Linked DNA regions of Mus musculus: all the other regions are linked to region 3. A link is a loop called in an ENCODE intact Hi-C map of the cell type or tissue named here. Cell type or tissue: heart. All regions are shown on one strand.

Region 1 (8,000 bases), 120 kb before region 3:
AAGTCAAGAGACTTATTTGGGGATCTTGTTTGTTTTTCCAGTGCTGGGGATTAGGCCCAGGAACTCAGGTGCTCCGAAAGTGCTATACATCTGAACTATACCTCTAACATTTTTCTCTCCTCTCTCTCTGACTCCCCTCCTCCCTCTCCTTGCTGGTTTTGGTATTTTTTGAGACAGGGTCTGACTTAGCTCTCCTGCTTCTACATCCCTAATACTAGGATTACAGGTGAACACCAGACTCTAACAAATAGTGAGTGGCTTCTTTTGAGCAAGTTTGTATATCACCTGGGATTAGGTTTGAAGTTTCCTAGAATTGGCTTCAACTTCATGGGAGAGGGAAAAAATGTAGGAAGAAAAAAAAGGTTGGTTATGTCAGATAGTCAATTAAACAAACAAACAAAAATATAGCACACAAATTAACTAACTAACTAACTAACTGAAACAGGTCCTGGTAAATGGTCTTTGCCGAAATATGACATTGGTTGACCAGATGTCCGGATTGTTGAATGATGTGATTGGATGGATGCATTTACCATATCCTTTTTTTCTGGGTTGTTCTCATGCCAGGTATTTCTAACCTCTCTGCGAAAGAAAGAAAGACACCACCAGAACCTGGGCATCCCAGCTGCTGAGGGAAGTTTCCATGGTGAAGTCTCAGGGAGGCTTCCTGGGAGCAGAGCATAGTGAATGCTGTAAGTGAACAACTGTCTGTGGACTTGCCTTGTAAAGATGGGTGAGCCCAGTGGGAGGGGCTGCTAGTGTGAGCCCTGGGTGTTGCCCAATGTGAGGGGCTATCAGTGTGAGCCCTGGATGATCACTCGTTTGTTTTGTTTTGTTTCGTTTCGTTTTGTTTTGTTTTTATTAACTACACACTTGCCTTTCCCCTAGCTGCTGTGGAGCAGAGCTGATGGTCTGCTTGTACACCAAAAGTGAATTACAGGGTTCTATGCTCTTGCAATTGGCATAGTCGGTGGTATCAAATGTATAGGGCAATATTGGCCACATTCCTCTAGCATGATGAATGAGATGAGGATTAAAGGCCTGGATTTCCATGCGTAACTAATATTATTATATGTCTTGGGTTTCTTTCACTTAACCAGAATGTTTGTTGTTGGTTTCTTATTTTTTTTTTCTTTTGCTACTGTTGCTGTTGTTGATTTGGTTTCGGGTTTTTGTTGTTGTTGCTTGGTTGATTAATTTGGTTTTTGTTTCTGTTGTTTTGGTTTTGGGTTTTGTTTGTTTGCTTGTTTTTAACCTTTAAAATGTCAGGCCTGTATGGAAGAATGGTTATTTAGGGTTTTTCTCTGTTTTAGAATTGGCTAATTTACTGGCTTTTATCAGGGTGATTGTCTGCGATGTTGGGATTAGTAAACCGTGCTTCATGTCAGCTGAAGACACTTGACAAGTTTCAGGGTCTGGTAGTTGATAAAGTGGCCCACTCTGAGCTTCGAGGAGCTTATTTGCTGTGAAATTTGAAATGGGTTTGCCTAGATCTGCTGTTTGAATGTGACTGTCACACACACACACACACACACACACACACACACACACACACACACCACACACACCCCATACACACACCACAAAATCTAGGAGAGTGTTGACCAGGAAAGAATATAACCACAGGAAAGTCCTGGATAGCCAGTTGATACTGCTGGGGGAAAAAAGTAATAATATCTTCGCCTTTCAGAACATAAAGAGCCAACTTCAATTAGAATCTGGGTGTGTGGTATACATGTAACTGGACATTTTATAACATATATATTATAAATGTTGAACTTTCTAGGTCTTTTTTAAAAATCATACTTACTGCCTGTCTGTGTTGGGGGAGAGGTTGAATGTCGGGGTCAGAGAATAGCTTGTTATTAGGTTCTTATTCACTGAAGTTTAAGTGGTCAGGCTTGGTAGCCTGTGCCCTTCCTTACCCACTGAATTTCTTGGTGACTCAATCACAGTTACTTTTCAGTCTTTTATCACTTACTCTTTATGATTGCCTAAAAGATTTCATAAAATTGAGATAGATACATCAAATATCCGAGAGAAAAAGGGTATTAATGTCAAAAGAATTCTCAAAACCATCTTGTGATATATATTAAAATATTTATCCCTATTTCGTAGTGGTTTAATAGTGTTGCCAAAATTAACTCGTTCAGTTTAAAACTTCCTGGAACCGGAGAGACGGCTCAGAGGTTGAGGGCACATGCTACTCTTCCAGAGGCCCAGAGTTCAGTTCCCAGCACCCACATCAGAGTAACACACTACTCTATGTGACTACAGCCCAAGGAGATTCAGTGCCCTCTACTGGCCTCCATGAGCAACTGCAGCTATGGAACACACTTGAATTTAAATGCAATACTTTGCTGCCCCTCATTGTAGCTGATGGAAGGCGCTGCTGTTTTAGCATGTTTTCACTGGTGGGTGTGCTCCCGTGGATTCTATAAGTTTGTGACTTGCCCTGGAACCCATGGCCATGTCCTTTATTCTTAGTCATACTGTTAAGGTCAAATATATCGATGACCCCAGGCAGTTCACCACCCCCATCACCACCAAAGAAAGTGTTATTTTATAAATCTGTGGGTTGCTGTACGCCTCCTAATCAATAAGCAACGGACATGTTGGTTTAGGGCTGCAGCATGGGGGGAGAATTGTATACGTTATTTTCTCATAAAAGTTTTCGTCACGCTCACGGACAACTCTGGGGCCCTGTTGGGTTTAAGTTTTAGGATGTTTCACCGCAAACACTGCTGGGCAGGTCACTTGCTGGCATCATGATGTTTTCTAAGTTGCTGTTTTCCTGGGAAGCATGAGTCTTACAGAAAGTCACTCTCAGACCTAACTTCCGTTTAAATGAGAGGAGTTACTTTGGTCCAGGCCAGCTTTGTGACTGTTATGGTGGGTTTGCCTTTTACACTGTTGCAATTAAGGGCTTATATCAGACCTCAGATATAAAAGTTCTCTAAGGTCCTGAAGAGTAAAATTGGAGATACCACACGGTCAACTCTAAGGCACTTGAAGAATCTCTCTGTAAACAGAGTGAGCAGAGAAGAAGAAAATGTGAAACTCCAGTGACCTCCTCAGGCATGCTTCGAGGACTTTCTTTTCACTGCTTGAATTGCTTGAACCTTGCCCCACCCTTCTAACCCTCCGTTTCTATTTTCAGCTTGGTCCTCATGCCCTGAGAGCCTTGAGGCCGGTGCCTCAGAAGGGTGTGACAAACAGGGATCGCCAAGGAATGTGTATTTGCACGCAGACGGGTATGAGTGTGGGTGTTGTCAGGTGTGAGCAGTGATCACAGCATCTTCGGCCAAGCGGTCCAGCCTCATCAGCTCCTGCCGACAACGCCTCAGCCTGATTACTCAGGCCTGTCTCATTAGCAGCCGCTCCCTTCTGTCACACTCTTCCTAACAGTTGGCCTTTACCCACAGAGGTGTGTGTGTCTCCACCTGGCTCTCAGAGAGCTGAGAGGCTTCAAGCCTTGCACAGGAAGGGGAAGGCACTGAAAGCTGAAGGAGGAGGAGTCAGGAGACCTGAATTTTGTAGTCGATGTGGCAAGTGGCCATGTGACCTGGGTCTCAGCACACACACACACACACACACACACACACACACACACACACACGGTGACACATTTCAAGATGGACAACAAGAGAAATGGAAGTGAATGACCTCTGCAGTTGTAGCTTTTGTGTCGAGTGTCACGGAGACATTGCTCTGCCGTGGAGCAGATCAGCTCCTCCTTTTTCCTCATTAACTCCTTTAAAAACCAATGGTTTGCTACAACCTAGGTTTCCGGTGCTTTTGGCTTAATGCGCTGAGTGTAGCCTTCTGATGTAAAGATGGCTTAGCACAGCACTTCTCAACCTGTGGGTCCTGGCCCCCTTGGGGGGGGGTCAACCAACCCTTTCACGGGAGTCGCCTAAGACCATCAGAAAGCACAGATATTTACATTATGATTCATGACAGTAGCAAAATTACAGTTGTGAAGTATCAGTGAAAATAATGTTATGACTGGAGGTCACCACAACCTGAGGAACCACCTTAGTAAAGTTGAGAGCCACTGGCTTAGCAGCTAAAGGGGCTCACAACAATTCTAACGATATATATTCAGGCCCTCAGCCCCCACGTGATCGAAGGAGAGACCCAACTCCTTCAAATTGTCCTCTGATCTCCCTATACGTTGACATGGTGTGTGTATGCCCAGATATATTTGTCGACACGCAAACGTGAGTAAATCTAACAACCTTTAAGATGTCCTTATTTTTAATTGTACATATGTGTGCATACATGAGTGAGAGTACTCTCAGCGGCCAGAAGGGGGTATCAGGTTCCCCGCAGCAGGAATTACAGGCTAATAGAAGCTAGACAATGTGGGTGCTGACAGCTTAGCAAGCCCAAGCGGTCCTCCTGTCTCCGTGCCCTGCCACCGTTTTAAGGTCACATGTGTCTCATGGCCATGTTTGACTTTTTGTGTAAGTGTTGGAGAGTCACAGTCTTATCCACTGATCTCACTGCAGTGTAGGAGTAGATGCTAAATGTCTGTGATATGTGTGATATTGCTGTGGGTAGGGAAAGCATTTAAGGCCATCATATTATAGTGTAACTATTAGTGAGCCTGGGGGATTTTGGGGTACTTAAAAAGCAAAATTCCACCCCACGCCGTTCCTCCTCTTTTCCAACTGAGTGGTTTGTGGTTTCTTGTCTATGAGCAGCCTACACATGACTGTCTACAGATGGCGATCTTTTTATCTCGTATAGCCCCGTCATTTCATTGACATCTGCGTTCCCTTTTATTCCTGGCACGGAGCTGGGCCGGAAGTGCTGCATGACACGGGAAGTTAGCTAAGCACAAGGTCACGGGGAGCGTTCCCCCTCAGGCATACCACTTAGAGGAAAGAATTGATGGGTTACTTCAGATGAGGCCCAGCTTCTGCTCTGTGGTGTTTGGGAGGAGAGAAAGCTACCAGAAGCCAGTTTTGGAAGGCCACATCATACTTCCCTGCTTCTGAGGATGACAGGAATGAAGGTGTCCTAAAGCTTGGGTGTTTTTCCAGCCCTTTATCAGAATAACTGCTTAGAATACCATTTAGAGTGCACCTAGGAAGAAGCAGGCAAAACCAAACAGCACTCTGCCTGTTCAAACAGCACAGAGACAAGGGGTGTGAATTCTGGTCTAGGAGTAAGAAAACCGCACGTGCACATTCTTCTAAGAACACTCAAGTGGTTTCCTGATGTGTCTGTCAGGTCGGAGTTTTTAGGTTTGCATCTGCGATACCAATTTCTAGATCATACAAACATTCTGAAATAGGTAAGAGGGTCTGAGAGAGGACATTTTATTATCATCTGTGTGTGTGTGTGTGTGTGTGTGTGTGTGTGTGTGTGTACAGGGGGTTCCCTCCACATGTTTAGTCCTTGTTTGAAATTGCAGGTTGGCCTGTGGACCACAGGTGAGGAGGCTCTGTCCTTTTCCATGCAGGATTCTACAAGGATTTCCTGTCTTGCTCATTTGAATCTCTCCCCTCACCTCCTTCAAATCTCACTTATGGTAGCTTCATTCATTTCGGGCCGCTTCCCTTGTATGTTACCCGGAGAAGGAACCTCTTGGAGACCCGAGTATAGGCCATTCTCTCTGAGAGGAGTCTTAACTGTTGCTCTCTGAGTTGCTTGGCCAGGTCCAGCCATTGCAGGCACAGACGCTCTCCTCAGCTCCCTCCACCCCCCAGCAGTCTCACAGAAGGAAAGAGCTGTGCAAAGAAGAGTCTGTGAACTCCTGCCATATCTGTGTTGGGGGCAGGGGGGAGTGGGGATAGGAAGGGGTGGAGCCGCCTAACCGACCGTGACGATTTCTAACTGACCTTTAGAATACTATTTGTTAAAAGAAGGTTATGAATCAGGAGAAGTTCTCAGTCCAGCGTGCAGGACTGAGCCATCTCTGTTCACTGTGCTCGGGAGCTTATCTCAGAAGCGCTCCACTGGAGTTGGAGATGCCAAGGCACTCAGGTGTGCCAAGAGGGGTGCTGGGCAGAATTACTCAGAGCCGTATTTCTGGGAGCCTCTGCCTTAAACTTCCTAGCAAGGGAATAAGGTCAATCCATACTTGTGTGTGCCCCAAGAAGTGTGAAACACTGAAAGATAAAACTTGTATTAGCTGCTTTTGAGTCAGGCTACCTGAGATCTCAGAGCCAGACTTTTGTCACTAGAAGTTTGTGGGACCAGGGATCTAATGCTTTGCTGTATAGTAGATTATTGCTAAGAAGACTCTTAGATAGAAAGATCTGATTTATCTTCTTTCATCTGGGTGAATATATTACATGATTCGCTGAGAGCGGTTTGCAGAAGCACAGAACCCCTTTAGATGAGGCAGCAAACTGCATTCTTTGAAGCCTATTTTGAAGCAAGTTGGTCTTTCTTTGCAAGGTCTTTTTTATCTACTTGTGCTTATGTTCCTGAAACAATTGACCTCGCCAAAATTGAAATAGAAACAGGATGCCGTACAAGTAATGATCTTCGTTCACAGTCGTTTGAGGTTTTGTTACTGTTGTTGCTGTTGCTGTTGTTGTTTGCTTGTCTGTTGATACTGGGTCTCCCATAGCTCAGGTTGGCCTCAAGCTGTTATACAGCTAACGGTGATCTTGAACTCCTAATTCTCCCATATCTCCATGCCAAGTTCCGGAAGTCCGGGCAAGTGCCAACATGTTCAGCTTTTGAGAATTTGCCTTGGTAACTGAGGCAAAATCTTTGGAGCATACCCGTTAGGCCCTTAACCAACGTTTTCCTGTAAATTCTACTTCTTTCTCGAGCATATATACACAAGTTCCTGAGACTGTCTCCCTTCTGTTCTTGAGTGCCTGGCAGTTGAATGTATTTGCTGGTGATGCTGGCAGAATTGGCCAACAGACCCACAGCACGAGTCCCAGAGCTAGGGTATGCCACTACTTCAGTCAGGATGTCTGTCGTCTTCACCAACACTGGGACACATCCTTTTTATTGATCTTAAACCCTCTTGCTAAGATCATTTTTGGTTTCTGTTCATTTCTGATATTTTTCCCCCTTCTGGAACCTTTGTTGCTTGCACAGGAGTGATTTTTTTTTATATGCTATACATTCTTCATTCCTGGGGCTTTGTAAGCACTGTCAAACTCACTCCATAGAGCAAAGCACTGGCCACAAAGCTCCCTTCTCCATTATGACAGCCCTAGATTTCTAGTCTACTTTGCCTTTTCTTTCTTTTCCAAGGAATGGGACAGTAAGAATAGGGGCTGGGGGATGACGAGATGGCTCAGTAGGCAAGAGCACTGTCTGCTCTTCCAAAGGTACTGAGTTCAAATCCCAGCAACCATATGGTGGCTCACAACCACCTGTAATGAGATCTGATGCCCTCTTCTGGTGTGTCTGAAGACAGCTATAGTGTACTTTATGTATAAAACTAAATAAATCTTTAGGTTGTTTGTTTGTTTGTTTGTTTAAGGCCACCATTTCTTGTGCAAGCAGATTTTTCTCTTTAACCACCTCAGTGTTTCTACCTGCCTCTGGCTGTCTGTCACACTTGTACTTCTGAATAAATTTCCTCCCTGGACTCTCAGAACACTAATAAACAAAATCTATTAATGTCAGTGGGTTATTGCTTATCTGCTACTAGCACACATGATTTGGAATAGAGTCACTATCCTGGGCCTGAAGGGAGTCCCCTGTCCCCCTTTCATGCTCCTTTTGGGGGGTCAGAGCAGCCTTGGGGATCTCAGTGCTATCATTGGGGTTTGCCTTTCCTGTTCCTAGCTCTCCTGGTGATCTATTTCTGTGCCTCAGCTGTGTTGCCAGTTGTCATAGCAACCTGTTGGCAGGTGCTTCCCTAAAGACAACCAAAGGAGTGGAAATGGACATGGGAAGCCTTGAGGGGGGTCAGGAATGGAGCTGGCAGTCACCTGGCACAGAGAGGATTTTACATTTCCTTCATCTGGGCCAGCCTCCAGGAGCAGGATGTCACTTAGTGACTTAGGTAGACC
Region 2 (8,000 bases), 240 kb before region 3:
CCCAAGAGGAAGCTGGAGCACTGGACCATCTCTGCTCTTCTCTGTTGTGGGTGATTTCCCGTGGGTGACGGGTGAGATCGCCACACAAGGGAGAGCCTTCTGATTCTCAATTTCTTCTGGACCCAGGCTTCTCTGCTTGTTGCCTGCGTAGCTGTTAATGGATTCCTTTGACACACGGCCCTACCATCTAAAGAGACTTCCTTCATCGTACCTGGTAGTCCCAGTACACAGGCTTGATTCTGAAACTTGAGCCACTTAAATGCTGGTGACCCAGACTTCCTCTTGCTTCCCAGTCTGCGCCTCGCTCTAGACCCCTGCCCCTCCAGCCTACACTCTTCCACACTGCGATTACTCTGTTATTCTCCTTCCTGAGATAGAGAATCAAGTATCGTGTTTCTGGTCTTGTCTTCTGTGTGATTATTTCTCTGGGCTATGTAACAAAATAGCTTCAGGTTAAGAGGTCTGGGCCCTAGTCATATTCCTGGGGTTCTGAAGTATTCATAGAAGCTGCACTCGAAGCTCAGAGCTAGGCGTTCATAAAACACAACCAGAGAGGCTTTCAGATCCCCTGAACCATTGATGCAATCCTCTGGAATCATGAACTCCTGCAGAACATTTAGCATAGAAAGCAGTCTGTAGAAAGTAAGCCTGTGCCCAGATTGCCAGACACACAACTTTTATGCACGGAAGCCACACTTGTATCTCTGTAATGGTCCCCAGGAGTGCCGTGCCACCCGGCCCAATTAGGTGCGGGAAAACATACCAGCCAGCAGCAACCCACTCTGCCCGCAATAATGTTTACGATTCAAAGCGTGGCCTGAGCCACCCTTTGCACTTTTCCTCTTGGCCTTTACAGCTGGGTTCTGGTTGTTCAGCAGATAATTGCTTCAGCCCAGAAGCCTCAGCAAACCTCGAAGGCCCTTGTCTTACTGGGGATGGCAAGAATGCCAGCAGATTTTTTTTTTTTTAAAGGAGACAAAGAACAATAGCATCACATGTCTTTGAGTAAGAGTGAACAAAACAACTCTCTTCAGGTCCGAACACAATGCAGTCAAATGACAAAACAAGACGGAGGTCAAGTGCGGGCAGGCAGTGGGAGGGTCATAGGCTTAACGAACCCAGTCAAGGCATATTCAGTGTCTGGTGTTTTCTCTTCTCACTGGTCGAGGGGCAGTTGTTGTTAATAAAAGTGACTTAGAAGAAGAGATGCTGTAGAGAACGTGGTGTCCGTTGCGTGTTTGTGTAAGTGGGGGAGGGGTGCCGCTGTTTAGAAAGTCAGGATGGGTCTGGAGCAGAGACAGGGCTGCCAGGGTTGTGCAGAGCAGCCCTCGTGGGGCAGACGCTCCCTAGCCAGGAGGAGTGAGGCACTGCAATCCCTGCCCGTAGGAAGTGGAAGGAGGAGGATCGGACGTGGAGTTCTTCTTCAGATATATAGCAAGACTGAGACCAGTCTAGATTATAGGAGACTCTGTCTCAGCGAACCAAAATAGAAAGCAGAATTTGAACTAAGAAGGACTGGGGTAGGTGACAGATGTAGATGTCAATAATATTGCCATCGTCCGTCCGTTGAAGGGCTGTTATCTACACACCAGGAGGCTGGGAGCCTCCGGCCAGTGCACATGATCCAGAAATAGGCAGTGTGAGCTGCATGCCTGGGACTAGCCAGGTGAGCTACTGTTTAGTAGCTGGATGTGACAGATGAGGGGAAAAGTCATTACAGATGAAGGCCATGGTTTGTACAAACAAGAGTACTCTTGTTTGAAGGTCTCCTTGTTCCCGACTGGTACATTACTGTACTTCAAGAGTTGGCTTCTGGCAGGTGAACACGGTTGCTGGGGTAGGAGGGCACAGTGATAGGTGTTTGAGATGCTGGATGCAAAATGGCGAGGCTCCTCTGACTGCTGTTAGACTTTGCTGGCATTGCTTTGATATTTGATCTTTGGTGCAGGATTCAACCCTGGGTCTTTCATATGCATTGAGTGGCCCCCCCTAGCCTTTGAAGGGGGTCTAGGGAATAGCTTGTATCAGGTCCCCATTGCCACCTCCCCATGCTCAGACCTGGGCAGGGGACCTTATGAGAACCCCCCCTTTACAAGTTTCTAGCCTAAGAGATCAAGTTTCATGTGCCATCCATCCCACCGTACCTCCGCTCTTCCAGGTGGGACTGTCCTCTTGGTGCCAACCTGGAAAATCTTGAGAGAGGTAGGGGGTTTGTAGAACTGGGTTCTCTGTCCTCCATGCCACCTCCTGCTGTGATCCAGAGATACTCTCTGGGGGGGGCAAGGTCCTTATAAATCCTTTTCTAAAGACTTAGGATGTATTTATCTTGTGTGGAAGCAGGCAAGCATGTGCGATGGGGCATGGGGAGAGGGGAAGAACTTGTGGAAACTGGTTCTCTCCTACTATGTGGGTTCCAAGTGATCAAGGTGTTCATTGGGGTGAATGGTAACCACCGTTGCCTGCTGAGCCATCTTTCCAGGCCTGCCTTCACTGAATCTCGCCTCTAGGTCCCCACATCCCCTTTCCCCACCAAGCTACCTCTTTATTCTACTTAATACTCTGGTTACTCTAACTCGTTCTACCTCCTGACTGGTTGCTCATATCCTCACCTATACCTTTAATTCCCACCCCCAATCCTCCATGCCCCCCACCTATCTAAACTTTAGCCATAGCACATATATTTGATGTTTTAGAGGGGTGAAGCCTTTTTTTGAGGTAGGGTCTCACTCTAGCCCAGGCTGACTTGAATCTCACTATGCAGTCCAGGCTGACCCGAAACTCAAATTGATCTTCTTCCTACTTGGGCTTGCAGAGTGTCTGGATCACTGATGTGAGCCACCATTCCTGGCTCATTTATACTTGGTTTTGAAAATTGGACCTTTGAATGAAGCCTGGGTCAGCTGTAGGTTTTTGCAAACTACCCTTCTTATGGTGGGGACTGAGGGAGCTGTGTGTTTCTCTCCCTCCTTGGTTACCTGCTTGCTTCAACACCTGTCTTCCCTTACTTACCTGGCAGGCAGGGGGCAGGGATGCCATCCATGATCAAGGGATTATGTTTTCTACCACTCTCGGGCAGTCAGTGTTAATTAAGGCTTTGTATACTCTACCTAGGGAATCGTTAGCAGTTCTGACTTGAAAATTTGTAGCTGGCTCAAACTGTGTTCTGGGATGAATGGATGGCACTATATCTGTACTGTTGAACTATCTATCCTTAGGCAATGGATTGCAAGGAGAAGAGAGAGGAGAAAGACAGAATTAGGGTTTTAGGTAGGATTTAGCAGGAGAACAATACTCAGAGCTGCCTGTAGGGGGCGCATGGCTACGGGGTGGACCCCAGCTCGCAGGCATTCCAGAACTGCTATAATAGGGTTGTCCCTCTTGAACTAGATTTGATTCTGGGGGTGGGAGGGGGGTGCAGAGCCTTAGCAGAAGTGGTCAGTCTATTCCCTCGGCTGCTGTGATTCCCTGCACTCGGGCTCTTCCGCGTCCCGAGAGTGGTCCTTAAGATGATGTGGCCGGCCAGGATGTATCATTATCTCCTAACGGGTACACTGACGACACCGCACCACATCCTCGCCTCTTCTAATTTGTAAGTGAGTAACGCACGCTCAGGCGCTGTCTGGAACATGAACCTGGTTGGTGATTTCAAAGCATCTCCGTCCAGAAGGCAGGCTTTAACACGCACTGAAACAGGCCTTTTGAAAGTAGGAACTGTTTACCCATTCAGAACATCCACTGCTGCCTGATGCCAGAAAGGAAAGGAAAGCTTTTGATGCGTTGCTTTAAAAATTAAAGGGTTTAAAAGTAGCTTTTTTTTTTTTCTTTTTAAGGAGGCAAACAATGAGTGAAGTGTATTCCTAAGAAGACAATAGGGTGATTCAAGACTGTTAATGGCTTGGGAGGACCCTCGCGGTGGAGAGGAATTAGGAAAGGGAGACCTCAGGGGCTTTAGGGGGCCCCGTTGGGGAAAGGGAGACGTTCTCCAAGGTAAACTTCACTTTCCCCTTTAGTCTGCATAAAATAGAGGGTGCCCATCCATCCACTGGGGCCAAAATAGACCTGTGGGAGGTGCGTTGCACTTTGCCTTACGCTGAGCACACGGAAGGCATTTCTCTGTGGGGGTAACAGGGCCTTAATTCCCTTGGCATGGATTGGGGAAAGCTGTAAGATGTCCGAGATCCCTGAAATGCATGAGGACCTGCTACTCGGCGAGTAGATTCCACTTGCAAACAAAATAAAACAAACAAACAAACAAACAAAAACAAATCAAAAAGCTTTTTTTTTTTTTTTTTTTTTTTTAACTAGCATTGCCTGTGAGTTGCAAACAGGTGGGCGTTAAGTAACTGGCCAGTTCTCTGGTTGCGTCCTGGTCTAAGGTCGGAATGAGGGTAAAAGGATGGTTTTCATCAATGTTATTGGAAGAATAGGAATAAGCCAGAAGCCTCAGGGAGTCTTGCCCTACCCCCTGTCCTGTGTCCTAAAGGCACATGTCTCTCTTACTGTGGTATCAGAAAGATTCGGCGTGAGTCTTTTGCTCTCTGTTCCCCCTAGGGGTGATATATTAACATTCCGTTTAGTATCAAGGTGGAAGGATTTTACCCCTTTTGTGATCTCAGCAACTCCCCTCACTTTGTCTGATGTTCTGAATCTTATCTCGTCTGCCCTGAAATTTTCAGCTTTCCAGATTGTATGGAGACATCACAGAAAGGCAAATACAGGGGCCGATAGATCCATCCCCAAGATGAGTCATTTTATAAGCAGCAAAAGGTATGCTGTGGTCTCCGGGCCTCACTCACTTCAGCCCTCCGCAGGACGGCTGCCATGTCACTCTGATTGGCATGTGCATTCAGGCTGGATAGAAGCTGTTTCTTGAGTCGTAGCTTAGAGGTGATTAAGCTTGTGAAGTGCTTCGAGGCCATTACTCTCATTCATTTACTCCAGACAAACATTTGTTGTTGAATGAATAGTGACTTTGATTTTAAAAAACACCACCCAAGCATAAAACACTGGCGGCTTGCAGATAGCAATTTTTTGATTTGCTCTCCTAAAGGAACTTCATTAGCAAACTCTCATGAATCTTGAACCTCCAGGAGAATAATCCCTGCCTTTGTTGGGAGTTTTAAATTTAGAATAATCAGACAATAGTGAGACATTCTGTTCAAAGCCTTCCTTCTAGGCTACCCATTTATTATACCCACTCTTAAGAGGAGATGGATTTGATTAGTGAGGAACATTCACCCGGGGATTTTTTTTTTTTTTTTTTTTTTTTTGCATAGCTAATACCAGGGAGACATTTTCTAAAAGTTGTGTCTGCTGCCTAATATTATTAGACGGGCAACTTTTAATTATCTGTGTTAATGTAATCAGCGGTGTGGATACTCTAGAATCACTTCCTTTGACGTTGGGGGATTACTGTAAGATGCCTTTTGTTTTTTTGTGTGGTTTTGCTTAGATATGAAAATGGCACTGCATTCTTTGTGGCTGCCATTGACCCAGGCAGAATGGAGACCAGATAGGAAGGGTCAGCTGGCTTCCTAAGATGTGTTGCCGATAGCACACGGCATGTGTCGTTCAGGGCTATGAAAGGAGGTTCAAGTATGTCGTTAGTATTTGTGCACATGCCTCTGTGTGTGTGTGTGTGTGTGTGTGCATATGTGTGGAGGCCAAAGTTCAACTTCAAGAAGCATCCCTCAGGACACCCTCCACTTTACTTTTTGAGGCAATGTCTCTATGTGGCTTGGAAACCTGCCACCAGTCTATGCTGGTTAACCTTCAAGGTGCCCCAGTGTTAGGGTTAATAAGAGCACCATCCCAGCTGGCTCTAAAGGCATGTTTTAAGCTTGGGCTCTGGAGATGGAACTCAGAACCTCATGCTTGCAAGGCAAGTATTTTACAAACTGGGCTACCTTTCCAGTCCTATTGACCTCGGTTATTGGTAGAAAATAACCATGATTCATTTACTACAGTTTCATAAGGAAAAAAAAATCATACCATTACATTCAAGATGTCCAGGTATGGCGTGATATTCATCTTGAAAGTTGTTTTGCTTTTGAGACAGGGTCTTAATACACATCTTCTAGTGCCCTTTAAACTCTTAGTGATCCCCCTGCCTCAGGAGGAGGGGATTACAGACATGTTATTATCCTGCTCTGCTAAAGTTTCCTAAAAGTGAATAGATTTATTTACTACTCCAGTGACATTTAGCAATGAACACTGTCATTTTAGTGATTTCCCCAAAGTGTGCCCCCCTGTGAAATGTCACTGAGAAAGAGAAGAGTCCATATCTGGACATGCTAATACTTAGAAATAATACCATCTTTCAGTGTGACAGCTGTTTTGTTTATTATTAAAAGACATCAGCTGTCCTTTACCAATTAAGCTTGTGTGTTTGTGTGGGGTGTGTGTGTGTGTGTGTGTGTGTGTGTGTGTGTGTGTGTGTGTGTAGGCCAAAGATGCACCTCAGGTGTTGGTCCTCAGAGTCTGTATGACTTGTGTTTTGAGATGGAGTCTCTCATTGGTCCCTGGGCCCGGCTGAAGCTCAGGACTTTCTCTGCTACCCCAGCATATGTGTCAGCATGTCCAGTTTCTTATGTTCGTGCTGGAGATCAAAGTGGTGTTCTTGTTGTTGGTAGCCTAGCAAACAGGCTACCAACTGAGCTAGCCCTTTAGACCCACGGTTCGTTTCTAACATAAGAAATGGCCATGGGGAGCTTCACATAGAAGCCTTCAGAGTGCTGGGTCTCCTCGATGTCAAAACATATTTCTTTCTATATCAACTAACCGTGAGGCCTTTCATGTCTGCCTTGATCCATCCTCTCTGTGCAGCCTCCTGCTGAGTGATTGGTGAGACTGACAGCTTAGCACCTTATAGACAATGATGACTGGCCGTTGAAAGCTAGAGAAGTGTGGGGTGCTAATGCGTTACGTATCCTTGGCTTTGAGATTGGGTAGAATGGGGACAGTCTTGTTAGGTGAGTGGACACGTAGGAACCTTTGGCCTTGCCTGATCCCCTCCGCTGCAGCTGTCCCTGTGCATGGCTCTGCCATGGCTGTGCCGACACACCAACACCTCCTCTTCCTCGTCTCCACAGCAATGGAGAGAGAGAAGGAGGTGTGGCTCCAGAGTAGAGGCCAGTTTCTCTGCTGGACAACCTTGCAGCTAAATGGCAAGTAGAGGTCCTCCCACCTGGTTTGTGAGCAGATACTATCACAGGGCTCCATTTTGCTGGCCTTTCAGGTAACCATAGGCTTTGTTTTCAGATCTGCTCTGAGTAGCCAGTTGAGAGCAGAGACACCACCATGCATGGTTTTATTCTGTTTTCTTATTTTATTTTGAGGCAGGATCCCTAGGCCAGGCTACATAGCCAAAAGGTAACCTTGAGCTTGCCCGGTGCTGGGATTCTTGCTGTGTGCCCCCTTGCAGAGTTTATATCTATGATCCTGGGGATGGAACTCGGGCTGTCTTGCACGCTAGAGAAGTACTCTGGACCATGGACTTCTATTTATATAACTGAGCCCAGCTCAATGCTAACCTTCTCCTCGGGCATCAATGTCTCATTTAATGACTAATGAACCCGAGAAGCAAGGCAGTGAGCAGTTATCTCTGCTAAAGGAATGCATGTATTTATTTTGAATATCCGAGTGTTTCGTTCTGAGAAACCGGAGAGGAGATACTGAGAGAGAGAGAGAGAGAGAGAGAGAGAGAGAGAGAGAGAGATCAAGGGAGGTCGGAGAAAAGGAGGAGAAGCTAAGGGAGAGGAGAGGAAGGAGAACAAGACAAAAGGAAGTGACAGCATCTAACTATGGAGGTCCAGGTAGCCTGAGTCATCGGAAGGTCGTCTTGTAGCTATGCCACAGTGATTACCAGTCCCTACAACCTGTGCTGAGCGAGCTCCATGGCATGTTTTACCAAGTTCAGCCATTCCATACTCGGCTCTTGGCTGCTCAATTCTACATCTAGCACAGCTCAGAACCTAGCGGCGTCTCTTTGCTGTCCTGGC
Region 3 (8,000 bases):
AGAAAGCTTGCCTAGAGGACGCATGGGTGCTCACAATTCTTAGTGCCCCACCAGGGCAGGAGTTACTATAGCCCGAGTCACACTGAGCCCATTGGGAGCTGGGTCGGGGACACCATGTCACTTGCCTAGAAAGGACAACCTGGTTTCTTTTGTCACCCCAGCAGCACATGACACTTAGTGCAGCAAAAAATAAAGTCCTTGATCAGTTTTTCTATAGTACAAGGTTTATTTGAACAGTCTCGGCCCACTTACTTCTAGTCATTGCTTTTCCTTTCAGCACACAGTGGGTGGGGAGCCACTCTTTGTCAGCACACTGTTATAACAACAATGCTTCCAGCATAGAGTGTGCCATACATGACCACTGGATTAGTGAGTCCCAGACTTGGGGTGGGGCACACACCTGTAATCCCGATCTCAGAGGGAAGAGGCAGGAGAACCAGAAGTTCAAGGCCGTCCTTAGCTACATGGCACATCTGTGAGCCAACCTAGGCTACCTGAGAGGTCCTGTCTCAAAAAACGAAAAAGCCAAACAAATCCTAGATGTCTTCCTTTAAACCATTCTTCAGCCAGAGCTCTTCCAACTAAGCTAATTGAGCTATTAAAACCCAGGTCGGGCATTTATTTTTATTCTCATTAATCTTAGTTTTCTTGGTTCTATGCCATCACGTCCAGCCTCTGGGGATATATTTGCATATTAATCACAACACACTAAATATTCCCTCCAGCCTTCTGCTACCTCTACAGATGATAACCAAAACACTAATAAAATGTTGAACAGAGCAGAACCAAAAAATAGTGCTGAGACAACCCGTCCCGGGCCCTGTGCTGACGCTGAGCAGCGAAGGCCCGCTGAAGAGGCAGATTATGAAGAACATGGTTGGTACGGGAACACAGATCCACTTCCTTTAAGGCAAGCCAGGCCAGTCAAGCCTGAGGATGTCTAGTTAGGACCGTTGCCTCATTCCTGGATACTCCCAGGATGTTGGGTTTGGGCTTGTTTTTCAAAGTTAGCCAAACTGAAGGACCTCTGTCCGTAGCACCCAGAAATTCTTCTGGTGATAAAATCAAATGGGAAGGCTCAAGGCGAGGACCTAAGAAGTCTCACCGTGTCCGCGTGACCTCTGTCAGTACGCCAAGGGTCCTATCTCCTGGCGTGGTTTAGCATCCCTTATCCAAAGCGTTTAGGACAAGACGTGTTCCTCATGCACTACTTCCTCAGTTTTAAATATTTGTGCACCTGAGAACGGCACCCAAACGTGTATTTGCGCCTTAACGAAGGAGACAATCATCTTCATTTTATGTAATATTTTTAGGGAGCCTATCATGTGACTCCAGTCCACCATGGGAGGGCAGGTGTGGAATTTCTTACTTGTGTCCTGTGGCTACTCACAGACTTGGGCAATTTGTGGGACGTTCTGTGTTTGAAATTTGCAGGTTTATGGCGCTGAACCTGCTCTAACCCTGATGAGCCATCTACATTTCTTCCTCTTATTTGTGGAAGCTGGGGGGGGTGGGGGGTGCGTCCAACTCACTCACTGAGAATGTCAGGATTGTGTGTGTAGAAACGGCATCTCCCCTTAACCCTCACCCTTGAAATGTGTGTGTGTTTTTTAAGGCCATATGTCAAATTCTAGAAGCGTCTTCTATTCTAAGCAGCCAGTTGCTATTTACAGACCTTAAAACCAGTAGCCATCCATCCTCACAGAAGACAGAAATGTAGCACAGAAAGGTCTTGCCTCTTCTCGGCCAAGACAGGGGTGGGGGGAATGGAACCAAACTTGAGCAAAAGCATCATGCATCCTGTACAGAATGGCACAATAGCTAAAGGCATGCCCAGCCTGCAGACCACACATGACCCCCGTCAAGGTGGCCGATACAAAATTATAAACTTACCTAAAACATCATCAGATTTATTTTGAGGAGCAAACGTTGTGGGGGAAAAATCTCATTGAGCAGTTCTTTAGTGTGAACTTTCTAGGTAGCGATGATATGTCACAATGTCAAACCAGTTGGACAGACCTACAAATTTAAATCATGTTTCTGGTATAGATTTTGAGATAATGAGAGAAAGAGAGTCTTGAAAGAATAAACTATTAGTATTTTGTGAAAAGAAGAAGACCATTTAGGAGGGAAGGAAAGGCAGAGTGCAAAAATAGAATAAAATAATGAAATATATATATATAATAATGTGTAATGAAAACTCCGGAGCGCACCACTGCTCAGTAATGGGGCATGGCGCCCCCTAGTGGATGAGTGAAAATCCAGCAGGATCCACTACCACTTTGTGGAAGATGCAGGCATTTCAGAGAGCTAGTAGAACGGAGAAAGACCTCACTCCCTCCAATTGGCCATCTTTCATGGCAAACACTCCCACATTTAGGATAATACCTAGAGAGGTAGCAACAGGGGAGCCAGGGCCAAGATCTCTTGAGTCCAGACAACATAGCAAGATTCCTCTTCTGTTAAAAACTATTACTCTAGGCTCAGAGAGATGGCTCAGTGGGTAAAGGCATTGCCACCAAGCCAGACAACCTGAGTCAGATTCTCCAAGAGCCCCGTGATGGACAGAGAGAACCAGCTCCATGCTGATAGCACATGTCAATAATAATAATAGTAATAATAATAATAAATGTCCTAATTATAAAATTTTAAAATGTAAGCAATTAGGATGATGGCCTGAGATTTGCCTCACTTCAGCCTGGGACACTCCAGCATCTTTATTAATTGCTCCATCCTTGTTTCAGCAAAGCGAATCTCCAGCTAAGGTGAGCAGAATGAGTTTGAATTTGTCAGCGGTGATATATGATGAAGAGAGATAGTGCTAAGTGGGAGAGTACTTGTCAGGCATCGACAAGGTGCTGGGTCTGATCTTCGGTCCTAAAAATAAATACATACAGTTGATATCTCCTGCTAGTTCATTAGCAGAAGCTCAGCCCGGTTAGCGTTCAGGACTGAAGAGCCAGCCAGCCTCTATCAGATAAGTAGCATAAATAAATCCTTGTGCCTCTGAGAGCCATCTCAGCCTTCACAGGAGCTTGCTGGTTTTGCATACAGCAGTCACGTGCTCAGGCAGTTTTCTGTTTGCCTGTTGCTAAAGACTCATCCTGAATGTGTTTGACATTTTACTTGGCTTTGAAAGGACTTTCATGCCCCCTGCGTTTTCTTCCCTCAAGCTGCCTTGAGCTAATTAACCTATTCCCTCGCTGGCTGGGGCTACTACTATATGCAAATGCTCTCATTTCCTATTCTGACATATCACTCTTGCATGAACATCCCTAATGAAATCCTGCGGCGTTTTATGGGGCAGTGCACCTGTGCTGCCAGCAGGGGGAGCATGGAACGGTTGGTTCTCTGAGCAGACCTCAGCAATGATTAAATGGTTATGTTCCCTTGTCAGCTGGTATGAGAGAGGGGACTCTGGGCTGGAAAGATAGCTCACTGGTTAAGAGTTCTAGTTGCTCTTTGCAGAAGACGCAGGGTCAAGTCCCAACAACTCCACTTCCTAGGGAATCTGATTTCCTCTTACGACTTCTGTGGGCAACAGGCACACATGTAGTACACCTGCGTGCAGGAAAAACACTCATACAGATAAAATAAAATAACTAAGTCATTTTAAAGTTAGAGCTTAGCCATCCTCTTTCTTAAGAGTGATTCTCAGAGTCTAGAGATAAAAGGTTGGCACTAATGGTTTTGTTTTTTTTTTTTTTTTTTTTTTAAGACAGCAAAAATTAACAATGCTTTTGATACTTTGGGGGTTTGGCTTTGGTCCGTCCTTACAATGGATTTTAAAACACCGGGTATCGATGATGCTTCGTCCTCCTAATAGGAGAGATTCCTACCGAATAAAGTTACTTACAACATAATTCCTTACCCACTTTCAGTTTTTCTACATCTTCAGGTACATGCTATTTTTAATTTTGTCAGTATGAATAACTTACGTCTTTTGACTTCTGTTTCCCGTGTTTACTGGCTGCCCTGTCAGTATTGGGGGGAGAGGGCTTTTCTTATTGACATAACTCTCATGTTCAGACACTTGAGTGTCCAAAAACCTCCACTATCCTATACACATTTGCATTCTTAGGTTCTATCTGCCTGTTCAAACTCAGGAGGGGGGGGGCAGCTTCTTGGGGCATTTGTCGCTTTGTTCTGGTGATGTTGAAACAAAACAAATGAGAGGGATTAAACCATCCTCACCTTGCCCCAGGTGGGAAGTGGAAAGTGGGGTCTGAAGAGTAAACTACTTATCACACAATCGTGAGGGCGTGAGTCTGTACCTCCAAAACCTATAGAAGCCTGCAGGCCAGCTGGCCTGGTTTACAAAATAGTGATGAGTCACCCTCTGCCCCCATCTCAAGTTAGGTGCAAGGTGAGAACCAACCCCTAAAGTTGTCCTTCGACATCTGCATGCACACTGTGACATGCTAGTCGCACACACACACACACACACACACACACACACACACTAAACTGGATGAGAGCCATTTGGAGTTGTGTGATACAGGGATGAGGAGCTGAGCACAGGATTATGCTGCACTGTGGATCTTGCTGTTGGTTCTACATGGACATTGCTTGAATTGTTAAAGACTGGGAGCTTACAGTATGCGTTTGGTTCTGCTTGGTAAGGGCTTAGAGTTTTCATTTTGATTTGTTTTTTTTTTGTTTGTTTGTGTGTTTCTTTGTTTGTTTGCCTGTTTGCTTGCTTACTTTTTCTGCCCCTTTAGACAGGGTCTTTCTTTGTAGCCCAAGCAGCTGGTCTACAAAGTCTCAACTTTCCTGCCTCAGCCTCCCATGGGCTGAGATTACAGACACTCGTGACCACACCCAGTTTGAGGGTCTGTTCTAAAGTCAGATCATAGGAAAAACAATCTGAGGAGGAAATGTATTCATTCAAGTTCCAACCCCAGAAAAGCAGCTCCCCAGATCAGAGCCTTTGATGTTGTTTCCCTCTGCAGCTTCACCGTGTGGGCAGTGCTCCTATCTCCTGCTGCTACCGTGCTTCACACTGGTCTTCTTGGCAGTCTACCCTGTGCCAGGTAGACATTGCTCACACAAGGGTGGTGACTCAGAATTCAGTGTCTCTCTGAGATGGAGGCAGGGATTGTTCCCGTAAGAGTTCCTGGCATCGCTAGGTTTGGACACGTGGCTGCAATTTGTCTGGCAAATATTTCATCCCCTGCTCATAGTGAGCAGGTCCCTGCTGGGGAGAAGAGGAGGAGATGTGGAGAGAAAATATTCAGAGACAAACTTGGAAGAGAAGGCACGTGGGTGAAGCACGTGCCTAACTTTTATTAAGGAAACTTTCAAAGCCTAGGTTCAACTTTACTTTCATATTCATGTACTTATTTATGCAGCATTTTTATGAGACCGCATTTTATACTGTAGCACAAGGAAGCCTAAAGTTGTGGTCATTTTCCTGCCCCAGTTTTCAAAGTGCTGGAATTACATGAGCCACTATAACAGGGTTTATCTTACATATTATGTTTGGTTTAATAAAAAAAAAACTAGAATAGTTTTTGTAACTATCTCAAAGTCGTCTTACTGTTTCCTTATAAGTGACTGTACATGAAATTCCCTTGAGACTTATAGTGAGAAGAATTATTTTGGGATACTGCTGCTGAGTTGGGGTACATGGGTGTATTGTGGGAGGCACTGTTAGAATAGGGGACACTGCTGTAGATTGAGTGTAGCCCTGAAGCCAAGTGAGTTTGGGTCTGGCATCAAAGCTGCCCAAAGACTCACTGGGCATCTCTATTCAAAACTTGCTCCTTCACAAAACAATTGGGATCTTATTGGACTGAGATAAACTTACTCAAATGACGGGGAATGGTACCAACCTTTCTGTGTAAACAATTTACAGAAATGCATCATCTACCAAAAAATTGGGGGGGGGGGCTGTGATCCTAACTTTTGGGAGGCTGATGCAGGAGGATCATGAATTCAAGCCAGCCTTCATTGCATGGCCAATTTGAGGCCAGCCTGAGCAACAAGAGATGCTGTTAAAAAAAAAAAAAAAAAAAAGTGACCATCCACCCTCCAGGAAGAGAAGAAAGGGGTAGAGGAGAGAGAAGAGGCAGAGAAATGTTTGAGTTGCTCAGTTGCCTGCTCTATTTTGTTAAGAAAGTGCATCTGTGCAGGAGACGTGGCCGGTGGTCAAGACAGCCGCTTACTGCTCTTCTAGAGGATCTAAGTTCCGGTCCTAGCACTCACACTGTGATTCACAGCTGCCAATAACTCCAGTGTCAGGAGACCCAATGCCCTCTTGTGGTCTCTGTAGGCACTGGCACATAGGTGGTGTGCATAAACTCTCACAAGCACCTGCGCAAATAAATAAATCATAAGTAAGCAAATGTTTAAGAAACTTAGTCACTATTACTGGCTCTTTAGACCAGGTAACATTTTATCTATTTTAACACTTAGGCCATAATCTGCTTTTGGAATTCCAACTGAGAGGGTCCCTCTCCTCTTAGTCTTGTTGGTAATAGTGTTTTTGGTGGTTGGTGGGTTGATTGGTTGGTTTGGCTTGGTGGGGTTTCTCTCCCTAGAGCTGACGTTTTGATTTTTTCCCCCCTGTCTTCTCTCTTTCCTTTCCTCATCTCCTCCTCCTCCTCCTCCTCCTCCTCCTCCTCCTCCTCCTCAGAATCCGGAGCTGCCACTGCCAGCCTAAAGAACCCACGGGGAGATGATTCCCCATGAAGGGCCTGGATCCCCTACAGAAATCCAATGTGACTCTCTGTTTATCAGACTAAAACCAGAGCCGGCCAGCCAGTGAAACAGCCACCGTGGAGGGGGGACGGCGAAAAATGAAATCCAACCAAGAGCGGAGCAACGAATGCCTGCCTCCCAAGAAACGTGAGATCCCCGCCACCAGCCGGCCCTCGGAGGAGAAGGCCACTGCTCTGCCCAGCGACAACCACTGCGTGGAGGGTGTGGCCTGGCTCCCCAGCACCCCTGGCATCCGCGGCCATGGGGGTGGGCGGCACGGGTCAGCAGGGACTTCCGGGGAGCATGGTTTACAAGGAATGGGTTTACATAAAGCACTGTCCGCAGGGCTGGATTACTCCCCACCCAGTGCCCCCAGGTCAGTCCCCACAGCCAACACGCTGCCCACCGTGTACCCTCCTCCTCAGTCAGGGACCCCGGTGTCTCCTGTGCAGTACGCCCACCTTTCGCATACCTTCCAGTTCATTGGGTCCTCCCAATACAGTGGGCCTTACGCGGGCTTTATCCCTTCCCAGCTGATCTCCCCATCAGGCAACCCGGTCACCAGTGCAGTAGCCTCAGCTGCAGGGGCCACCACTCCATCACAGCGCTCCCAGCTGGAGGCTTATTCCACCCTGCTGGCCAACATGGGCAGTCTGAGCCAGGCACCAGGACATAAGGTTGAGCCCCCTCCGCAGCAGCACCTCAGCAGGGCTGCAGGATTAGTCAACCCGGGGTCCCCTCCTCCACCCACCCAGCAGAACCAGTACATCCATATTTCCAGCTCTCCACAGAGCTCCGGGCGGGCGACATCTCCCCCACCCATCCCGGTCCACCTCCATCCCCATCAGACGATGATCCCGCACACACTCACCCTGGGGCCTTCATCCCAGGTGGTTGTGCAATATAGTGATGCCGGAGGCCACTTTGTTCCTCGAGAGTCCACCAAAAAAGCCGAGAGCAGCAGGTTGCAGCAGGCTATGCAAGCCAAGGAAGTCCTGAATGGGGAGATGGAGAAAAGCCGGAGGTATGGGGCATCATCTTCTGTGGAGCTGAGCCTAGGCAAGGCAAGCAGTAAGTCAGTGCCTCATCCCTATGAGTCCAGGCATGTGGTGGTCCACCCAAGCCCAGCAGACTACAGCAGTCGTGATACCTCCGGGGTCCGTGGATCTGTGATGGTTCTGCCTAATAGCAGCACACCCTCAGCCGACCTGGAGGCCCAGCAGACCACGCATCGAGAGGCCTCCCCATCCACCCTCAATGACAAGAGCGGCCTGCACCTAGGGAAGCCGGGCCACAGG
Region 4 (8,000 bases), 67 kb before region 3:
TAGAAAGTGATAGGACCTGTTTAGAGAATTTTCTCCCTAGGAGAGGCTAGGGAGTATCTGCCCCTTCCTCTTTAGAGTCCTAGCGATAGAGCAAAGTTTGGTCCCACCAAAGCTCTCCCTGGGGAACCAATACATTTATTGGACTTTCTTACAGAGCAGGGAAGGGAAGGTGGGTGACCCCCTTCAGCTGCACTGGAAAGTCTTTTCCCAATATGGATGAAGGCCTCCCCATAGCTGCATAGGTGGGGCCCCCCTCCCCAAGTCTTCCCCAGCCTATGTAATCTAGTCCCTCTAGTCTCTCACCAAGACCCCGAGGCCAAATGTAATTAGGTCAGTTACAGCTGGTTGAGAGGAAGGTCCCATGACCCCCCTCATTTCTCCTTCTTTGAGAGAATGTCAGCAGTCAACAAGCCCCGCTGAGAAGATCTTTGGCAAGTAGGATGGCTGAAATAATAATAATAAAGATGGCTGCTCTTTGGCCCAGAGGGTAGTGCTACACAGAGGAGGTTCTGGGAGCAGTATGGGTATGCCCTTGATACTAGGGTATGGGGGAACTTGCTCTCTTTTTCATCTCTGCTTGCTGGTTTGTGAGGTAAGTGGTTTGTTCTATTACATGCCACCACCACATGCCACCGTCACCAGAGCCTAGGTTATTAAGGTCACTTGATGCTTAACCAGGGCTTTCAGAACAATGATAACTAAAACATTTGCTTGTGTTGAAGTTAACTTTCTCAGGTATGGGAATATAGTGATGGACTAAGCCAACATTGCTGACTGAGTCCCTGATGCCCCTTTCAGCCTTAGCTTCATTCATTCATGCGTTTATGCCCTCAAACCAACTGACTCCTATTCGTTAGCCCATTTATTAAGCATCCATTGAATGTAACATCACTGATGTGGATACCAGATAGGCCTTAGTAAATGATTCTTTTCTTAGTACAGACGTGACTCACAGTGCCAGAGGCTCAAACTACATTGAATGGTATAGCCCGCACCTTGAACGGAAATATTGGATCTGAAACCTTGTCTTCAAAGTGGGCCAATCACATCTTCAGGCCTAAAAATAATTTTGCCTTATGGAAGGCACTGGGCTAAGAACGTGTTAAAAACCAGACAGGCCCAGGTTTAAGGCCCTGCATCTTTAATGTATCTGCTTAGCATTTTGAGGAAGATTTTTGTTCCCCAGCTTCGGTTTGCTCCTAAATGAAGTAATCATTTCTGCTTGCGGGGTGGCGTGAGAGTGAAGGAGAAAACATGCAGCAGAGTGATTGCCACATTTCCACAGAACGTTCATCAGACGCTGCTTGCCTGCCCTGTTCCTCATGCCTGCGACGGCTTGGCTCGTCTGCTCTTACTGTAAATAGACAGCAACCTTGTCACCCCGATGCTGAGAGCCACAGGACTTCCCTCCTGACTGTCCCTAGGGCAGCACCTTGCAGCCAGAATGTCTGGCTTCATGACTCTCAACACCTGGTGACAGCAGGTATCCAAAGTGTCACCAGCTCCCCAGGGAGTGTGTTCCCCTCTGCGTTCAGCCACCATGCACTTTCATGACGCCTTTAGCTCCCAGCAGAGAAGCCGGGCCCCAAGAATGCTGAGGCACAAAGTCTCACTGGACTGTCACTCCAGGGATGCTGTGTTCCATTGCCAAGCTTGTGCCTCTTGGGAGCTTTGGGGAATTACTACTCTGTATATGTGTGGGGGTAGGGAGACAGATGGAAGGTTTAAGGCTTTAGATGCCGAGGGCTTTTGTTTTGATGGGACTGGGCTGCATTTAGGTTTTACACACCCATTGGATTTCCTAGGGTGTAAGTGAGATTTAAGTAATGCCTTGAAAGGTGCTGAAGCTGGCATCATTTAGGCCTATTTACTTCTGTTGTTCTTGGAGGTGAAGGAGTCTGAGAGTAAAGTTTCTCAAAGATGGAGAATGTTGCCATAGACAGACATGTATGGACACTGGAAGTTAGTTAGTTAGTTAGTTAGTTAGTTGGATTTTTTTATGTTTTGTTTTAGGATAATTCTGAGGTGGGAGTGGGGTGCGTGCCTCCTAGCTGCGTGGGCTTATGAGATAAGACAGCGAAGGTATCCAACAGTTATCCCCAAGTAGCCTAAAGCCGTGGATTCATTAATCTTGATAGACTCAATGTTGAGACTGTACTCATTGCTAGTTCAATTTCCTACTTTTGAATTTGGGGATGCATCAAGCATGTCTGTCTGACCTGTGGATCAGGATTTCTACAAAGGGGATCCAAATCAATAATCTATTGATCACAGCACCTTGTCAGAAGTGCTAGCTGCTCCTGCCAGAGTCTCTGCTATTAAGTACTACTAGAATATGGGGAGTCAGAGTCTATCAAGTACAGTTCAGGGAATCAACGTTCTTAAAAGATCTTAGCTCTATGTATATGTGCATACATGTCTACATGTGTGTAGACTCATGAGCATGTGTGTGTCTGTCTGTCTGTGTGTCTGTATGTATGGGAAGACTCAAGATTGACATCAGGTATCTTTCTTGATCACTCTCTCTGCCTTTCTTACTGAAGCATGGTCGCACTCAGAGCAGAGATCACTGGTTGGCTAGGCTGGCTACCCAGCTTGTTTCCAAGGTATTCTGTCTCCAACTCCAGGGTTCTTAGAACTACAGACAGGCTGCTGTGCCTTGTGGATTCTCCATGGATTTTGAGGATCTGAACTCTGGTCTTCATCCTTACACAGCAAGAACTTTACCCACAGATGCATCTTCCTAGCCCTAGGATCAGCATTTATAGCAATCTCATTACAGATTAATCTTATTAATCTCAGGATTGCCCTACAAGATGCTATACATTTTATCACCTCAATACAACCAAACCTTGTTTCACACATTCAATCTTGTATCTAACTAATATGCCTCAGGGGCCTGCCATGTAAGATATCTAGAGATGAAGAAATAATCTAAGGTTTTCAAGTTAACCTCAAGAACTGACCATCGACTAAAGGGCCTGTGTAAAGACAGCTTCAACACAATGGGGGGAAATGACAGTGTTACCTCAAGTGATTTGCTGGCTTACAAAGGCCTTAACTACATCTCAGCAGGGCTTTGAATGACTGGAAACTTGGTCCCCCTCCATACACACAAAGCCAGCAGCATGTGTATTGTACCAGTCTTCTTCTCTTCCGCAGTTAGTTATTGGCAGGATTGGATTAGCCTTGGGCACCATCAATGGCCTTAGAATCTCTTCTCATTCTCTCCTGCCCTTGCTCCATTGTCAAATATCTTAAATCCTACTTTATCCCACAATATTGTTTTCTACCTTCAAGAGGACATGTAGAAGATTCTAGAAAATAGTGGTGACAGTTGTGTGTTGACGTCTTGCTAGGCTGGAGCAGCCGCCACATCCCAGAAGGCTTTCACTGAGTCTGCCCTATGAATAAGGCTCCTGAGTTCCCAACTGTTGCATGCAGCACTTACTAACGTATTAAAAACCACTGAATTTACTTTACTATTAATATTTAAGTAACATGTGCTAATAAGAACCATGACAGCCAATCCCTGTAGTCAGTAATACATGGAAATGAGTTGTTTACTATTGTTGATAATGTAAGATCATCTTGCCATTTTCTTCAAGAGTGTAGATCAGTAGCTAATCTTATAAACCATCCCTTTTGCTTCTTCTTTTTGAATACTTCCCATCTTTAGGAGTGGCCTACTCATTTGAAAGACACACTGTTGCATAGATAAGAGGCTTTGTTCGAAGCCTGGCTATCTAGGACCCTAATAGATTTGCAGTCTACTGAAGGTTCAGTATTTGAACATTGAAAGTTTAGAGAAGAAGAAGAGGAGGAGGAGGAGGAAGAGGAAGAAGAAGAAGGAGGAGGAGGAAAAAGAGGAGGAGAAGGAAGAGGAGGAAGAAGAGGAAGAAGATGAGAACGACGACTTCACTGAAGGGATTATTTATTTATACTGTTTTACATCTTTGGATTCTGAAACAAAGCTGGACAGTTGTGGTGCACACCTTTAATCCCAGCACTCAGGCGGCAGAGGCAGCTAGAGCTCTATGAGTTCAAGGCCAGCCTGGTCTTCAGAGTGAGTTCAAGGACAGCCAAGAAAGCACAGACAAAACAAAACAAAAACAAACAAACAAACAAAAGGAGTCCATCAGAGACGATCCTCACTTAAGTTTATATGGTTCACTGGATAAAATGTATTTTTCAAAATATTGAACAGTGAGAGGAAGTCCATGGTAGCTGATGAGGTAACTATTATTCAGAACTCCCAGTGCTGGCAACATAGAAGAACGTTCCCTTCTCCACAGGTCACTTCAGGTTCCTTTTCCATGACGGCTTTCAACACATGGACTCTCTAATTGGCTTACAGAGTTCATCTCTTATCATCAAGTGGATTATACATCCCTTCAGGGAAGAGATGTCAATTAGGTTCATGGCAATGTCATAGTATTTCAGACTTGGAGGTAACCATAAGGGCAGTACTGGGCCAGTCACGGTTGCAACTTGCCCAGCGTGACAGAAAGGGAGAGACTAGGGCAAAGGCTAGTTCCTCTGACGCCAGCCACCTCCATGATCCGTGTCAAGTTCTTCATGTGCTTTTAGTGATTCAGTCCCAATGTTTGGAAGCCAAACAACGTCGAGCGTTAATTTTTTAAATGCTAAGAGTGTGCCAACAGCATAAAACCATCCCTGGCTTTGACTTTTTACATCCAGCATCTGGTCAGCTCAGGCAGCTTCCGTGAGTGGCCAGCAGGGGGAGAAGAATCTCACAAAACTTCTGCAAAACTTTATACTTGCTTTAAAAAAAAAAAAAAAATTGTGAAGTGGAGCAAAAAGGAGCCTGGGTCTCTGTGCATCTGAGAGCCTTTACATTTTTCTTAATAGCATCATAAAACCAGATACCCCAGCTTTTTAAATTGCATGATGTTATATAAAAACTCATAGATGAATTAGAAAGCACAAGCCAAATTCCTATCAAGACTGAAAAACCAGATGCCCATGAAAACAATGGCCATGCTGAGAGAGAGAGAGAGAGAGAGAGAGAGAGAGAGAGAGAGAGAGAGAGAGAGAGAGAGAGGGAGGGAGGGAGAGAGAGAGAGAGAGAGAGAGAGAGAGAGAGAGAGAGAGAGAGAGGGAGAGAGAGAGAGAGAGAGAGAGAGAGAAGGAGAGAGAGAGAGAGAGAGAGAGAGAGAGAGAGAGAGAGAGAGAGAGCTTTTTTTCACAGGAGGGGAAAATGCAAGCACCATTCTATAAACAGCGAGTCTCATCATGCAAATGTTAAATACAAGAGCAGAACTGCATTCCTCCTGGAAAATGTCAAAGCAAGTGACAGTCATGTGTTCCCAAGCAGCCAGTATCAGTCCTCTTGATGACAATGACTGTTTCCATTATAATAAATGACTAAGGGGTATTTAACCAACCTAGGTTAAGAATGAAGCTCACCGTGAGCTCATCTGGTCGGTTAAACCTCACAATATGTATCTGCTGTAGCCACAGGTTGCTATCAGATGCCTCCTTCCATCTCTTTCTCCACCGCTATTGTTGAGATAGTGTCTCTGACTGAGTCTGGAACTCAGCCTTTCAGCTCATCTGGCTGCCAGTGAGCTGCCAGTGAGCTGCCAGTGAGCTGCCAATGAGCTGCCAGGAGCTGCCAGGAGCTTCCTACCCTGTGCCTCCAGTACTGGAGTTACAGGCCTGCACTGGCTTTTCCTTGTGGGTGTTTGGCCTTTGACCTCAGGTCTGCATGCTTAAACAGCCAAGGCCTTACCCACCGAGCCATCTCCCTATCCCTGGCTACCAGGTTTTTTGTTATTAAGCACCTACTTGTATACCACTGTAAGCGTCCATTGGGGTAGAGTGCATGTTAGAATTTGACCGTTCTGGATTCATGCTCTACTTCTGCTGCCCACCAGCTGTGAGAATCAAGACTAATTATCTAGCCATATTGTCTTTTATTTCCTCTTCATTAAAACCATGGGACGGGACGATTATGAAAGTAGGTGAAAAAATACACATCATAAACTCAGCGTCTCTCCCTCACAGTTGAATCCCTTTTCTGGGATCTTCCTCTATTGCAGAAAAGGGTTTTTAAGATGGAGTCTTACCATTTTTAATAATGAATTGGATCCAGAGGTCAAGTGATTGGTTGTGAACGCAGGCTTTAGGGAAGCCATTGCTCAAAGTCTAGTTAACTGGAAAGAGACTCTAAGTCACTTATTTCTGTAAGTCCTCTGATCCCCTTCAGAAAGGTCCTGTCAGCTCCTGTTTCTACCCTGCGACACCATGAGTTTTGTTGATTGGCCTGTCTTTTTCTCTGTTGCTAACTACAGTAAGAGAATTAACCCCTTCCATCCCTGAGTAGTAAAAATTATCAGATCCCAAAATGTGACAGACCTCCTAGGTCCTTATGACCTAGGTTGGTAGGTGTCACCTCCCGAAGCAGCGTAGGACAGAGAAGATACTTCCCCTGTCAGAAGATTGCGCTTCTTCCACTTAGCTCTTTCAACCTTTCTTATCTCTCACGTCCTTTTTCACATCATGGTTTCATGAGCTCTATAATGGACATTTGCTGTACTTTACACATAGCAGTCCTGAGTATCAGCCAAGACCAAGCATCAAGTATACTGTGGGCTTTCTACAAGAAGAAAAGAAGTCCAGGACCGAGGAAATGGCTCAGTGGATAAGACATTTGTCTTACAAGCCTGACAGCCTGAATTTGGATCCCCAAGACCCATGTAAAGGCCTAATACAGTAGTCTGTGTAAGCATCTATAATCCCAGCAGTCCCATGGAGGAATGAAGGGCAGAGACAGGAGACTCTGTAAATTCAAGGACCAGCTAGCTCAAGGAGTACAGATTGAGTAACAAAAAGAGTCTTTGTTTCTGAGATGGAAGCTTCCTGAATTACCAGCATGGAAGTTTTGCGTTGTAACATTGTGACATAGATCATGGCTTTCATCAAGTTTTGCATTATAACATTGTAACCTAGACCACCTCTATCACCCGGTACATAGTGAACTTCAAGGAAGTTACTGAGTGGAACTGAAGCAAGTAGACTGGAAAATTAAAGGTTTTGTCCTATATTCATTACTTTTCTCATCACCATGACCAAGTACCTGACAAGAAGCAACTTAAGGGAAGGGAGGGGGCTTTATTCTGACTCACAGCCAAAGGGAGTTCTGTCCATTGCAGTCAGAGAAGCATGGTGGCTGGGTGCTCTAGGTAGTGGCGCTGTAGAGCTAAGACACCTGGCATCAGAGTGGAACAGGAAGCAGGGAGACAACTCTCAAGCCATAATGCCTGGCTGTAACTAGACTCCTACAGGAGAGAGGTGAGCTAAGAAGGAAGGAAGGAACCTATATGGAAAACTGCTTGCCCACCTGACAGCTGGGCTGGGACCCAACTTGAATAGAGCAAGCCTTTGTTGGCATGAAGGGAGACTGGGCTCTGCCCGGTACCAATGAGTCTTATCCTTGAAAGTGCAGCAGAAGTGGGCTAGATAGTCCCCCAAGAAGGTTAAAATGTCCCCCGACAACTCAATGTGTCATAAGGTCTCCTCATTCAGAGCTTTCTGTGTCTACTTAGGGATCTGGACTGCATGATGGATGTGACTTTGGGACAAGAAGGATAGGCTGACCCTTCCCTGAGGGCAAAGCACCTTTGAGTGTGACATGGGAAAAACCAGGCATGCCCAGAACAAAGTTCACTTGGTCTGGTTCTATGTTTGTTTCTTTATTCTGTCTCTCTAATCGTCTTGCTTAAAAGAACCATGGTGGCTCTCCAAGGAAAGTTCCAGGTTCTGTTTTGAAAAGGTCATGTGAGAGCCAAGAATAATCAGCTTCCTTTGTGGGCTGAGGAACACCAAGGTCAGGATGTTTTATTTGCCCTCCCTTCCCTGCCCCCAACACCCTGCATATAACACTCACCTTGATCCCCTTGGCCCTGCTGTTTAGAATCCAAACTGGCCAATAAAAGATATAGTTTGTCCCATCATCCCCAAAGCAGTAACTTCTG

What was found. Peaks named below come from ENCODE experiments on the same cell type or tissue, not always from the same donor. Only the 100,000 strongest peaks of a DNase experiment are listed, where the experiment ranks them.
Region 1: it touches region 3 in a loop (2.3-fold over the local background); 5 of 42 quality-filtered maps call a loop at or near these places.
Region 2: a loop joins it to region 3, with 2.7 times the contacts of the local background. A loop is called at or near these places in 2 of 42 quality-filtered maps.
Region 4: it touches region 3 in a loop (7-fold over the local background); 12 of 42 quality-filtered maps call a loop at or near these places.

The regions. Positions count from the first base shown.
Region 1 is chr13:45,690,513-45,698,512 of GRCm38, reverse strand. It overlaps Atxn1 (ataxin 1), which reads left to right. Exons shown (of 8, transcript NM_009124.6): 6 at 568-692. Among named protein-coding and RNA genes, the nearest start is that of Gm34582, 170 kb to the right of the region's middle. In heart, CTCF peaks have their summits at 2,307 (motif pointing left) and 4,318 (motif pointing right); DNase peaks (open chromatin) are centred at 4,802 and 5,842; H3K27ac peaks cover 2,185 bases.
Region 2 is chr13:45,803,279-45,811,278 of GRCm38, reverse strand. The region is part of intron 3 of Atxn1 (ataxin 1); the gene reads left to right. Among named protein-coding and RNA genes, the nearest start is that of Atxn1, 160 kb to the left of the region's middle. In heart, a CTCF peak has its summit at 3,304 (motif pointing right); a DNase peak (open chromatin) is centred at 1,178; H3K4me3 peaks cover 982 bases; H3K27ac peaks cover 1,204 bases.
Region 3 is chr13:45,567,218-45,575,217 of GRCm38, reverse strand. It overlaps Atxn1 (ataxin 1), which reads left to right. Exons shown (of 8, transcript NM_009124.6): 7 at 6,638-8,000. The coding sequence starts at 6,801. Among named protein-coding and RNA genes, the nearest start is that of Gm34582, 46 kb to the right of the region's middle. In heart, no CTCF peak of the experiment used is centred here; a DNase peak (open chromatin) is centred at 3,307; H3K4me3 peaks cover 497 bases.
Region 4 is chr13:45,634,174-45,642,173 of GRCm38, reverse strand. All of the region lies in intron 6 of Atxn1 (ataxin 1), which reads left to right. Among named protein-coding and RNA genes, the nearest start is that of Gm34582, 110 kb to the right of the region's middle. In heart, a CTCF peak has its summit at 4,718 (motif pointing right); a DNase peak (open chromatin) is centred at 4,613; H3K27ac peaks cover 1,184 bases.